2 separate regions of the Homo sapiens genome follow, and region 2 is linked to region 1. A link is an interaction called in ENCODE POLR2A ChIA-PET data of the cell type or tissue named here. Cell type or tissue: Caco-2. All regions are shown on one strand. Links, peaks and the distances in the headings refer to the core of each region. The heading gives the core; the rest is flanking DNA.

Evidence for each region. ChIA-PET counts read pairs that join two places held together with the same protein. Peaks named below come from ENCODE experiments on the same cell type or tissue, not always from the same donor. Only the 100,000 strongest peaks of a DNase experiment are listed, where the experiment ranks them.
Region 2: POLR2A ChIA-PET joins it to region 1 with 10 read pairs; 6 of 35 experiments call an interaction of 5 or more read pairs at or near these places.

Annotation. Positions count from the first base shown.
Region 1 is chr12:12,346,781-12,352,162 of GRCh38, reverse strand. MANSC1 (MANSC domain containing 1) reads left to right here and starts at 1,921. Exons shown (of 4, transcript NM_018050.4): 1 at 1,921-2,085. RefSeq lists a silencer at 1,611-1,920. In Caco-2, for the core only: a CTCF peak has its summit at 1,682; DNase peaks (open chromatin) are centred at 1,012, 1,822 and 2,252; H3K4me3 peaks cover 2,087 bases.
Region 2 is chr12:12,282,015-12,287,396 of GRCh38, reverse strand. No RefSeq gene overlaps it. Among named protein-coding and RNA genes, the nearest start is that of LRP6, 18 kb to the right of the region's middle. RefSeq lists an enhancer at 3,085-3,626. In Caco-2, for the core only: no CTCF peak of the experiment used is centred there; a DNase peak (open chromatin) is centred at 3,176.

The DNA of each region.
Region 1 (5,382 bases), core at 128-5,127:
CTACTCAAGAGACTGAGGCAAAAGAATCACTTGAGCCCAGGTGGTCAAAGCTGCAGTGAGTCGTGATTGTGCCATTGCACTCCAGTGTGGGCAACAGAGCGAGACCCTGTCTAAAAAAATGAATAAATAAACAATGATATTTATAAATTAAACATATATAATAGAAAATATTTCTTTAATCATTATTTTAATCAATATCCTTTGTTCACTGTCATAACTGAAAAAATAACATATCACTTCAATGAAAACAGGTTCAGGCCGGGCACAGTGGCTCACGCCTGTAATCCTAGCACTTTGGGACGCCGAGGCGGGCGGATTGCCTGAGCTCAGGAGTTCGAGACCAGCCTGGGCAACACGGTGAAACCCCATCTCTACTAAAATAGAAAAAAATTAGCTGGGCGTGGCGGCATGTGCCTGTAGTCCCAGCTACTCAGGAGTCTGAGGCAAAAGAATTGCTATAACCCGGGAGGTGGAGGTTGCAGTGAGCCGAGATCACACCACTGCACTCCAGCCTGGGCAACACAGCGAGACTCCGTCTCTAAAAACAAACAAAACACAAAACAAAACAAAAAAAGAAACAGGTTCATTGTATTAAAGCACCGAATACGAAGTTTCTAATAATGGAAAGGTCTACTTTGTAACTAGCATGGATTACCCCATGTAGAGAGATTCAAAAACTGTGATAGCTCTACACCCTGAACCCTGAAGTGTATCAGATGATAAAAGATAAAACACACTTGCAGATCAGTCCCTTGTTGCATCAGGAAAATCACTGCAATGGGAAATTACTCTGGTGTTTACTTTTCTTTGGTAACTCTTTCAAACCTAGCTTTAGCAACATTGTAATTCAAGAGTCATCCTTTGGTTACAAGTAGAGTTAGTTTCACACAATGGACCTTTGTTCACAAGCATTCTCAGTCAACCTAATCCTCCTGTAGTTATTGGTTAAGACTAGGGTGTGTAGCTGTTGGCCGTACAGGCCTAGACTTAACTTGCAATTGCATAGCGCTTCAGGTCTGCAAGCTCTTTCAAAACAGAGGTGAAGATACTGTCAAAGGTTAGACCATATGGCAAACTAAGTGTCAATGGTTTAGTAACGTTGCATTTGTGTGTGTGTTTATGGAGGTGGGGATGGGGCCAGCAGTAATTTAGAAACTTCCACAACCTATGCCCTATGCAGTTCTTTTCCATTCATTCAGTCAACAAAAATATTTTAGTTAAATATTTACTGAGCACCTATTGTGTACCAGGCACTATGCTAAGTGTTAGGGATACAGTTTTAATATATGTTACAGACACCAGCATTTTCACCATTATTATCCTATCTACAAACAATAAATCCCGCAGAAAGCCAAATACCTTCCCTGAAGTTTGTCTTGCAGATAATATTTAACTCAAGAATTGCCATCTTTAATTGAGGACTCCATCCTCCAATTATGGAAAGAGGATTCTCAGAACTATGCCCCCAATAGGATGCACTATAAGCCCTTGAACATCAAAAAACTGCTCTCAGTGGTTGCCTCTGAGGAGGGAGACTAGGAGACTGGGGCACGGGGGTGAGGGGTAGACTTGTCTCTGTGTCTATTTTTGTACTGTTTGACATTTTCCCCATGTGCATTTATTTTAACTTGCGCGGGCCGCGAGGCAAGGCTCACCTGCAGACCCTCGGGCCACCAGCAGGGAGGCACGCACTCCCCCTCGCAGCGCGCCCAGCCCGGGGTCAGCGGTGTGGCTGAGCTGGGGGGGAGCGCGGGGCGGTGGGGGGAGCCACCTCCCTGCGGGGCTCAGCGCTGGGGCCGGGAGCCCGGAGCCTCCGCGGGGAGGGACGCGCTAATGTTGCCGGGAAGCAGCTCCGGGTTGCAGGGCAGGAACGTGCCCTTCCCCCGCGGCAAACTTGCCGTCGCTGCGACGGAAGCAGGAACTTGCTAACCACAAAACCCGCCAGGCCGGTGCGGGAGCTGCGGAGCATCCGCTGCGGTCCTCGCCGAGACCCCCGCGCGGATTCGCCGGTCCTTCCCGCGGGCGCGACAGAGCTGTCCTCGCACCTGGATGGCAGCAGGGGCGCCGGGGTCCTCTCGACGCCAGGTAAAGGGGTCTCCCCAATACCCACCCCCGACCGGCCGCAGGCGACGTCGCTACCTGCGGAGAGAGTCGGTCCCCTCCTTTCCAGGGGCCGAGGCTCCTTCACCCACACCCGAGCATCCAAAGGACCAGCTGGGGCCAATAAGGGCTGACCAGGATCCTTGAGTCGCTGCAGTATTCCAAAGGGGACCTCTAGGCGGGCTCAAGGCACCTGCCATAAATGGCTCTGGCTCTGCGTTGACATCAGAAGGAGAGGCAGAAGAATAGCTCAGTAGGCAACATGCATTTCCTCAAAGGAAGAGAAAATGTTCCCTGTTTTCTTGTCGTTGACTCTGTATTCATTATTGAAACTGCTAATTGTCTAATTCTCTGTAGAGTGTGTGTGTGTATACAGTTATAAGCATCTTGGTAAATTATAGTGTGCTGTAAGACGATTTCCAATATTTGAACTAATTACGTGCGAGTAAGTTTTAGCGACTCTTGTATGCAGACGTTAAAACTCAGGGGCATCCTCTCTCACCCGCCTGTATCCTTTTACCCCGTCTTTCAACAAGATTCAACTCGACTTCAGGCCCTTAAAGCCTAAATAATAATGGATTAGAAAACGTCGCTAACCTAATATTGCTGAGCCTCTTTAATGATATAAAACTCTTAAACACTTCTCTCAATGCTGCATACTGAAAACAACTCCTGCCCCATCTCCTTACATAGTTCAGGTTTCTTTGCAAAAGCTTGAAAAGAGGCTACATTAGAATCCATTCAAAATAAAGTATTGGCCTGGTTTTCTCTTGATTCCCTAGAGGCTTGCAAAATATGGCAGCGTATTAAGTACCTTGGCCAGAATTATTAACCTGGGGAGTCCACGATAAGGTATCCATGGATAGAATTCAGGATGTCTGTGAACTTGAGTGGAAAAAATTATTATTTCACCGACTTCTGAAATGGAATGTAGGCAAAAGCCACAGTAGTATTAGCAGTAGCTATGATTTGCCCCCTGTAAATATTGCCGATATCTTTATATCACATGACTTGTTGCACGTTTCAAAATATTATCTATACTCAATACCACGTCAAAATTATGGCAGTTATTAGATGACCACTTGTTACTTAATAGGTTAATAAAGAAGCACATATTATGTCCCACAACTTTTTGTAAGTTTTAACTAAAATGAGGATAATAATGGGATCTGTAAAGATTAAATGACATGATATATATAAAGTGCTTAGCATAGAAACTGGCATTTTAGACGCAATAAATGTTACTATTTTACTGTATACAGAATTTTGACAAACAGCAAGAAAAGTATTAGACTTGTGTTTTATTACCATATACTGGTTTGTTTCTGGGTTTTTTTTTTTTTTTGGTTTTACCTTTTTTTAAAACTAAAAGTCCATAGTTCACATAATGTTCACTCTGTGTGTTTTACATTTCTATGGGTTTTGACAGATGTTCAATAACATGTATCCTCCATTACAGTGTTATACAGAATAGTCTCAATGCCCCAAATATCCCTTGCACTCCACCGATTCATCCTCCCACTCCTGTTCTCCTGGTGACCACTGGCCTTCTTACTGCCGCTGTAGTTTGCCTTTTTTAGAACGTCATACAGTTAGATTCATATCTGTTCAGACTGGCTTCTTTGACTTAGGAATATGCAGTTAAGATTCCTCCATGTCTTTTTGTGGCTTGATAGTTCATTTATTTTTATTACTGAGTAATATTCCAATGTATGGATGTATCTCATTTTGTTTATTCATCTATTGATGGGCATCTTGGTTGCTTTTAGTTTTTGGCAATTATGAATAAAGCTACTACAAATATTCTATTGCAGATTTTTGTGTGGACATAAGTTTTCAATTCATTTGAGTGAATACATAGGAGGACAATTGCTGAATTGTATGGTAAGGCTGCATTTAGCTTGGTAAGAAACTGCCAAACTTCTCCCAAAGTGGCTGTACCATTTTGCATTCCCCAACAGCAATGAATGAGAATTTTTCCTTTTTTTTTTTTCTTTTTTGAGATAGGGTCTCACTCTGTTGCCCAGGCTGGAGTGCAGTGGCATGATCTCGGCTCACTGCAACCTCCACGTCCCGGGTTCAAGCGATTCTTCTGCCTCAGCCTCCCAAGTAGCTGGGATTACAGGCACCTGCCACCATATCTGGCTAATTTTTGTATTTTTTTTTAGTAGAGATGGGGTTTCACCATGTTGGTCAGGCTGATCTCAAACTCCTGACCTCAAGTGATCTGCCCACCTTGGCCTCCCAAAGTGCTGGGATTACAGATGTGAGCCACCGCGCCCAGGCGAGAATTTCTGTTGCTCCATGTCCTTGTATTTGGTATTGTCCATTTTTTGGATTTTAGCCATTCTCATAGGTGGGTAGTGGTATCTTGTTTGAATTTGCAATCCCCTAATGACATATGATGTTAGATACCTTTTCATATGCTTATTTGTCATCTGTATATCTTCTTTGATAAGGTGTCTGCTCAGATCTTCTGTCCATTGAGTTTCTTTTCTTATTGCTGACTTGAGTTCTTTGTATATTTTGGATACCAGTCCTTTATCACAGGGTTCCCCAACCCCTGGGCCGCAGACCAGTACCTATTAGGAAATGGGCCACACAGCAGGAGGTGAGCAGTGGGCCAGAGAGCAAAGCTTCCTCTGTATTTACATTATGCATTACTGCCTGAGCTCCACCTCCTGTCAGATCAGTGGTGGCCGTAGATTCTCATCGGCGCACGAACCCTGTTGTGAACTGCACATGTGAGGGATCTAGGCTGCACACTCCTTATGAGAATCTAATGCCTGATGATCTGTCACTGTCTCCCATCACCCCCAGATGGTACTGTCTAGTTGCAGGAAGACAAGCTCAGGGCTCCCACTGATTCTACATTATGTTGAGTTGTATAATTATGTCGTTATATATTATAATGTAATAATAGAAATAAAGTGCACAATAAATACAATGCACTTGAATCATCCTGAACCATACCCCCACAACGCCGTCCATGGAAAAATTGTCTTCCATGAAACTGGTCCCTGGTGCGAGAAAGGCTATGGACTGCTGCTTTATCAGATGTGTGTTTCACAAATATTTCCTCCAAAAAAAAAAAAACCACCTCAAATATTTCCTCCAAGTCTGTGGTTTATCTTTTCATTCTCTTTAACGGTATCTTTTGTAGAGCAGAAGTTTTTAAATTTAATGAAGTCCAACATCAAATTTTTCTTTCATGGAGTGTGCTTTTGGTATTGTATTTAAAAACTCATCACCTAATCTAAGGTCACAAGGATTTTCTTCTGT
Region 2 (5,382 bases), core at 88-5,087, 65 kb after region 1:
GTTAAAGAGGGAGGAAGGCAAGGCAGGAAGGCAAGGAGAGAGGATGAGACTGGAAGTCTGGAGTTCTGTGTTCATTCTTTCTACTTACCCAAACAAGCTCTGGAAGCTTCAGTTTCCACATCTGTGAAATGGGATAACACCTACCTCCTTGGTTTGTTTTGATGATCAAACAACAGAGTGCATGTAAAAACGCTTGGTATACTATAAAGCCCTATATGAGTATTACTAATAGGACCACTGTCACTCAAAATGTACCCAACCACATCAATCTAGAAAGCGTGATTTTGGTTGTAATTTCATCACATTGCTTATTGCTTTCAACAGCACTCTGTCATCATTAATAACTCCTGCAGGTCAGCAGGCTTGAGTGGCATTGAGAGCTGCTGAGAATTGCTAGGGGAAAGGCAGTCCAGATTTTTCGTCTTCTTCTCCCACATTATACACATTTAGGCCAGGCGCTTGTGGCTAACACCTGCAATCCCAGCACTTTGGGAGGCCAAGGTGGGCAGATCACTTGAGGCCAGGAGTTTGAGACCAGCCTGGCCAACATAGTGAAACCCCATCTCTACTAAAAATATGAAAATTAGCCAGATGTGATGTGCTCCTGTAATCCCAGCTACACGGGAAGCTGAGGCACGAGTATCACTTGAACCTGGGAGGCGGAGGTTGCAGTGAGCTGAGATTGTCCCACCACACTCCAGCCTGGGCGACAGAGTGAGACTCAGTCTCAAATAAATAAATAAATAAATAAATAAATAAATAAATAAATAAATATTTAAACCAGGTAAAGTGAGATTAAAAAGAACAAGAGCAGGGCATGTGGACAGAAAGGAATGGGAAATATTTGTTCTAGACTCCAAAGTATGGGTTGATATCAAGTTGATGTTAAGTCAGATCATGCTCTGCTTATGTTCTTTTTTTTTTTTTTTTTGAGACCGAGTCTCACCCTGTTGTCCAGGCTGAGTGCAGTGGTGCGATCTCGGCTCACTGCAACCTCTGCCTCCTAGGTTCAAGCGATTCTCCTGCCTCAGCCTCCCGAGTAGCTGGGATTACAGGCCACCACACCTGGCTAACTTTTATATTTTTAGTAGAGATGGGGTTTCACCATGTTGGCCAGGCTGGTCTCAAACTCCTGGCCTCAGGTGATCCACCTGCCTTGGCCTCCCAAAGTGCTGGGATTACAGGTGTTAGCCACCACGCCTGGCCTCCTTATGGTCTTTTAATAATTACCTTTTGCCTGGAAGTTAAAGCTCACACTTCCTGATCTTACCCTTATTTACTTCTCTAGGTTCTTTTTTTTTTTTCTTTTTTTTGGGGACAGGGTCTTGCTCTGTTATCCAGGCTGGAGTACAGTGGTATGATTATGGCTCACTGCAGCTTCAGCCTCCTGGGCTCAAGTGATCCTCCTGCCTCAGCCTCCTGAGTAGATAGGACTACAGGTGTGTACCACCATGCCTTTAAAATTTTATTTTTTTGTAAAGATGAGGTCTCTTTATGTTGCCCAGACCGGTCTCAAACTCCTAGGCTTAAGTGATCCTCCCATCTTGGCCTCCCAAAGTGCTGGGATTACAGGTGTGAGCCACTGCACCTGGCCTCTAGGTTCTCTTTAGTCCTTTGCTCTGGTATAGCTTACATTCCAACCACAACAAACTGCTAGCCATGGTGAAGTTTATTGTTTTCTATTCCAGCTGTTCTTGTCCTTCTCCCTTTGTCTGACCTTCCTTCTGGCATATACCTCCACTATGAGCTCAGATGCTACCTCCAACTGAAATCGACTTTGACTTCTTCAGGCGCAATCAGACACCTGTGAGCCTATAGCATGTTGAGCTCTTTTCTAGAACAGGGGAGAGTATCATGTAGCAGAAGAGCATTGGGTTTCCAGTCACACTCTGGCTTTTAAGCCCAGATCTACCATTTTCTTCCTTGGATGAAGCATAAGAGAAGCACCAGTGTAGATTGTGAAGGGCATGGATTCTGCGGCCAGACAGCCTGGCTGTGGGACCTTGGACAAGTTACCTAAACGCTTGGTCCCTCAGCACCCACGGATGTAAAACGAAGGTGATGATATTAATGCCCTCCTCAAAGGATAGTTGTGAAAGTAAAATGAGTTAATAAAAAAAATAAAATGAGTTACATGAGAAAACACTGAGGGCTGGGCGTGGTGACTCATGCCTGTAATCCCAGCACTTTGGGAGGCTGAGGCGGGTGGATCACTTGAGGTTGGGTGATCGAGACCAGCCTGGCCAACATGGTGAAACCCGGTCTCTACTAAAAATACAAAAATTAGCTGGGCACGTTGGTGCACGCCTATAATCCTAGCTACTCGGGAGGCTGAGGCATGAGAATTGCTTGAACCTAGAAGGCGAGGGCTGCAGTGAACCGAAATCACAGCACTGCACTCCAGCCTGGGCGACAGAGGGGGACTTTGGTCTCAAAACAACAACAACAACAACAACAATTTAAAAATAAATAAATTAATTAAAACATTGAGAACAGGGCCCGACACTTGCTTGTCTGCTCTTGTTATTAATCTCACAGTTTCTTCTTTTGTGAAAAGGGAATAACACTCACTGGTGAGAGCGGAATGAAGATGACTGGAGGTAAGCAGGAGTGCTTGGTATAGAGAAGAACTCTTTTTCTTGCCCTTTACCTCTTGTCCTTGGAATTCCAATTCTTCATTTATAGGTATTTCCACCACTAAAATCTCCCAGCTCCCCCAGGGAAGAGAAAAGCTCACATCTTTGTGTCCTCAGCCTCTGGCACACAGTAGGTGCTCAAGAAATGCTTGGTGAAAGAATTGATAAAAATGTAGTAGTAGAAAAACTCAAAATGACCTTAAAGTCCTCTTAGCAATATCCTGAAAGGCCACCAAATAGGAATGTTAATCCCTAAAATCCTGTATCTTTATAAATTGGTGTGAAATTCACTGTTTATTAGGTTTTTTTTTTTCTTTTAATTTTGTGTTTGTATTTCTTGGTGTTTCCCCCCTCCTCCTGAGGTCTTCTTTCTTCTCTGTACTCTGCATTAATCTTGGACAGGGTTTCTCAGCCTTGGCACTAACAGCTTTTTTTTTTTTTTTTTTTTTTTTTTTTTTTTGAGACAAGGTCTCATTCCTGTCGCCCAGGCTAGAGTGCAATGGCACAATCACAGCTCACTGCAGCTGACCTCCTGGGGTCAAGGAATCCACCCGCCTCAGGCTCCCAAAGTGCTGGGATTACAGCTGTGAGCCACTGCGCCTGGCCTTTTTTTTTTTTTTTTTTTTTTTCTTTTTTGTAGAGACGAGGTCTTGCCCAGCTTGGTTTTAACTCCTGAGCTCAAGTGATCCTGCTGGCTCAGCCTCCCAAAGTGCTGGGATTACAGAGGTGAGCCACTGAGCTAGGCCTTTGTGTTTTTTTTAGAGACAGAGTCTTGCTCTGTCACCCAGGCTGGAGTGCAGTGGTGCGATCATAGCTCACTGCAGCCTTGACCTCCTGGGCTCAAGTGATCCTCCTGCCTCAGCTTCCTGAATAGCTGGGACAACCTGCATGCACCACCACACCCAGCTAATTTTTTATTTTTTTGTAGAGATGAGATCTCACTGTTTGTTGGCCTGGTCTCAAACCCCTGGGCTCGAGAGATCCTCCCATGTCCACCTCCCAAAGCACTAGGATTACAGGCATGAGCCATCGCACTTGGCCAACTCGCTTGTGGGGACCGTCTAGTATGTTGTAGGATGCTTAGCAACATCCCTGCCCTCTACCCACAAGATGCCAGTAGCATCTCCCACCCCGTAGTTCTGACAACCTAAAATGTCTCTGGACTTGGCCAAAAGTCAGATGGCTGGAGGGTGCAACCCTTCAGAAACACATGTCTAGGGAATCTGCTTAAGTGCTTTCACATAAAGTAAATCTTGGTAGAATTGATTTTTTTCTCTTTATCTCCAAGGCAAAAATTGGGTTCATATACTTCACCTCCCAATGGAACAGATTCTGACAGGGAAGGAAAAAAAAATATGTTTTCTCCCCTGACTGCAGTGTTCTGTATCTTCACTCTCAGAAATGCGAGGACAGGCAGGGTGGGATCAGGACCGTGTTTTATTTATCTGGACAAATGCTCCCAAAATAGCAATGGCAAGTTTTTTTCTTTTTCTTTTAGAAAACTGTAAGAATTCAGTGTTTTACAATTCAGATGAAGGCTAAAAACATATCAAGCTGTGTGATTTTCTGGGAGTGAGGAGAGGGGTGGTTCCATCATGGCATAACTGCATTAAAACTGTTCAACATCAGAAAGACTTTTTACGGCATCAAAGAAAAACGTATATGTTGAAAAAGAATATGCATGCTAAAACACATTGTTACTATAAATCCTTGAATCTGAGACACAATGAACAGTGTTGCCTTACTAATAGTACAACTTTAAAACTATTTAAGCTGGGAAATTTGTTATCGGGTGACTCATACAACTGGGGAAATCCAGTTCCTTGGTGCCAAAGATTAAAGAAAGAGATTAAGTATTTAAATGTTGAGATTCCATTCAGTCTTGTGAATGAATTAAAGTAAGCTTGGACGGGTAGAAAAGAAAGAGGGTAGCTACTCATCAAGTTAAAGATGTTAAAGAGCTCTCCGGATTTAAATGATAAAACCTTATATTTATAACAGGTTTATCTTTCAAATAGCATGCATACTTTTATTTTTTTATTTTGAAACATTTGCAAAGTTGAATAAAAAAGTTAAGTGCAGTGCAAAGGACTTTTTGTCCTTGACCATTTGAGAGTGAGGACTTGGTGCTCCACCACCCCAAATATTTTTAGTATTGTTTCCTACAAATAAAGACCTTCTCCTACGTAATCACAGTGCAACCATCAAAATTAGAAAATTAACATTGATACATGATCACTACCTAATCCTCAGATCTCACTCAAGTTTTGTCAATTGTCTCAATAAAATGTTCTGTAGCAATAGGATCCAGTTCAGAATCACACATTGTTCTGAGTCTTTATGTCTGTCTAGTCTGCTTCAGCCTGGAACAATTCCCCAGTCTTTCCTTGACGTTCATGACCTTGATACATTTGAAGAAAACAGGTCGGTTATTTTGTAACTTGTCCCTTAATTTGGGGTTTACTGGTGTTTTCATATGATTACATTCAGGTTATACACCTTTTAGAGGAATACCATAGAAGTGATAACTGCTTTCTTCTTATATCCTATCAGGTAGCACATAATTTCAATTTGTCCTATTACTAATGATTTTGACTTTGGTTCTTTGATCTGGGCAGTATCTGTCCACCATGAACCACGTAAATATCCCATTCCTCATCAAACTTTTGATGTGTGTGTGTGTATGTATGTATGTATGTATGTATATGTCTTTATGTCTGTTTGAACCCATAATTCCTTATTTTAT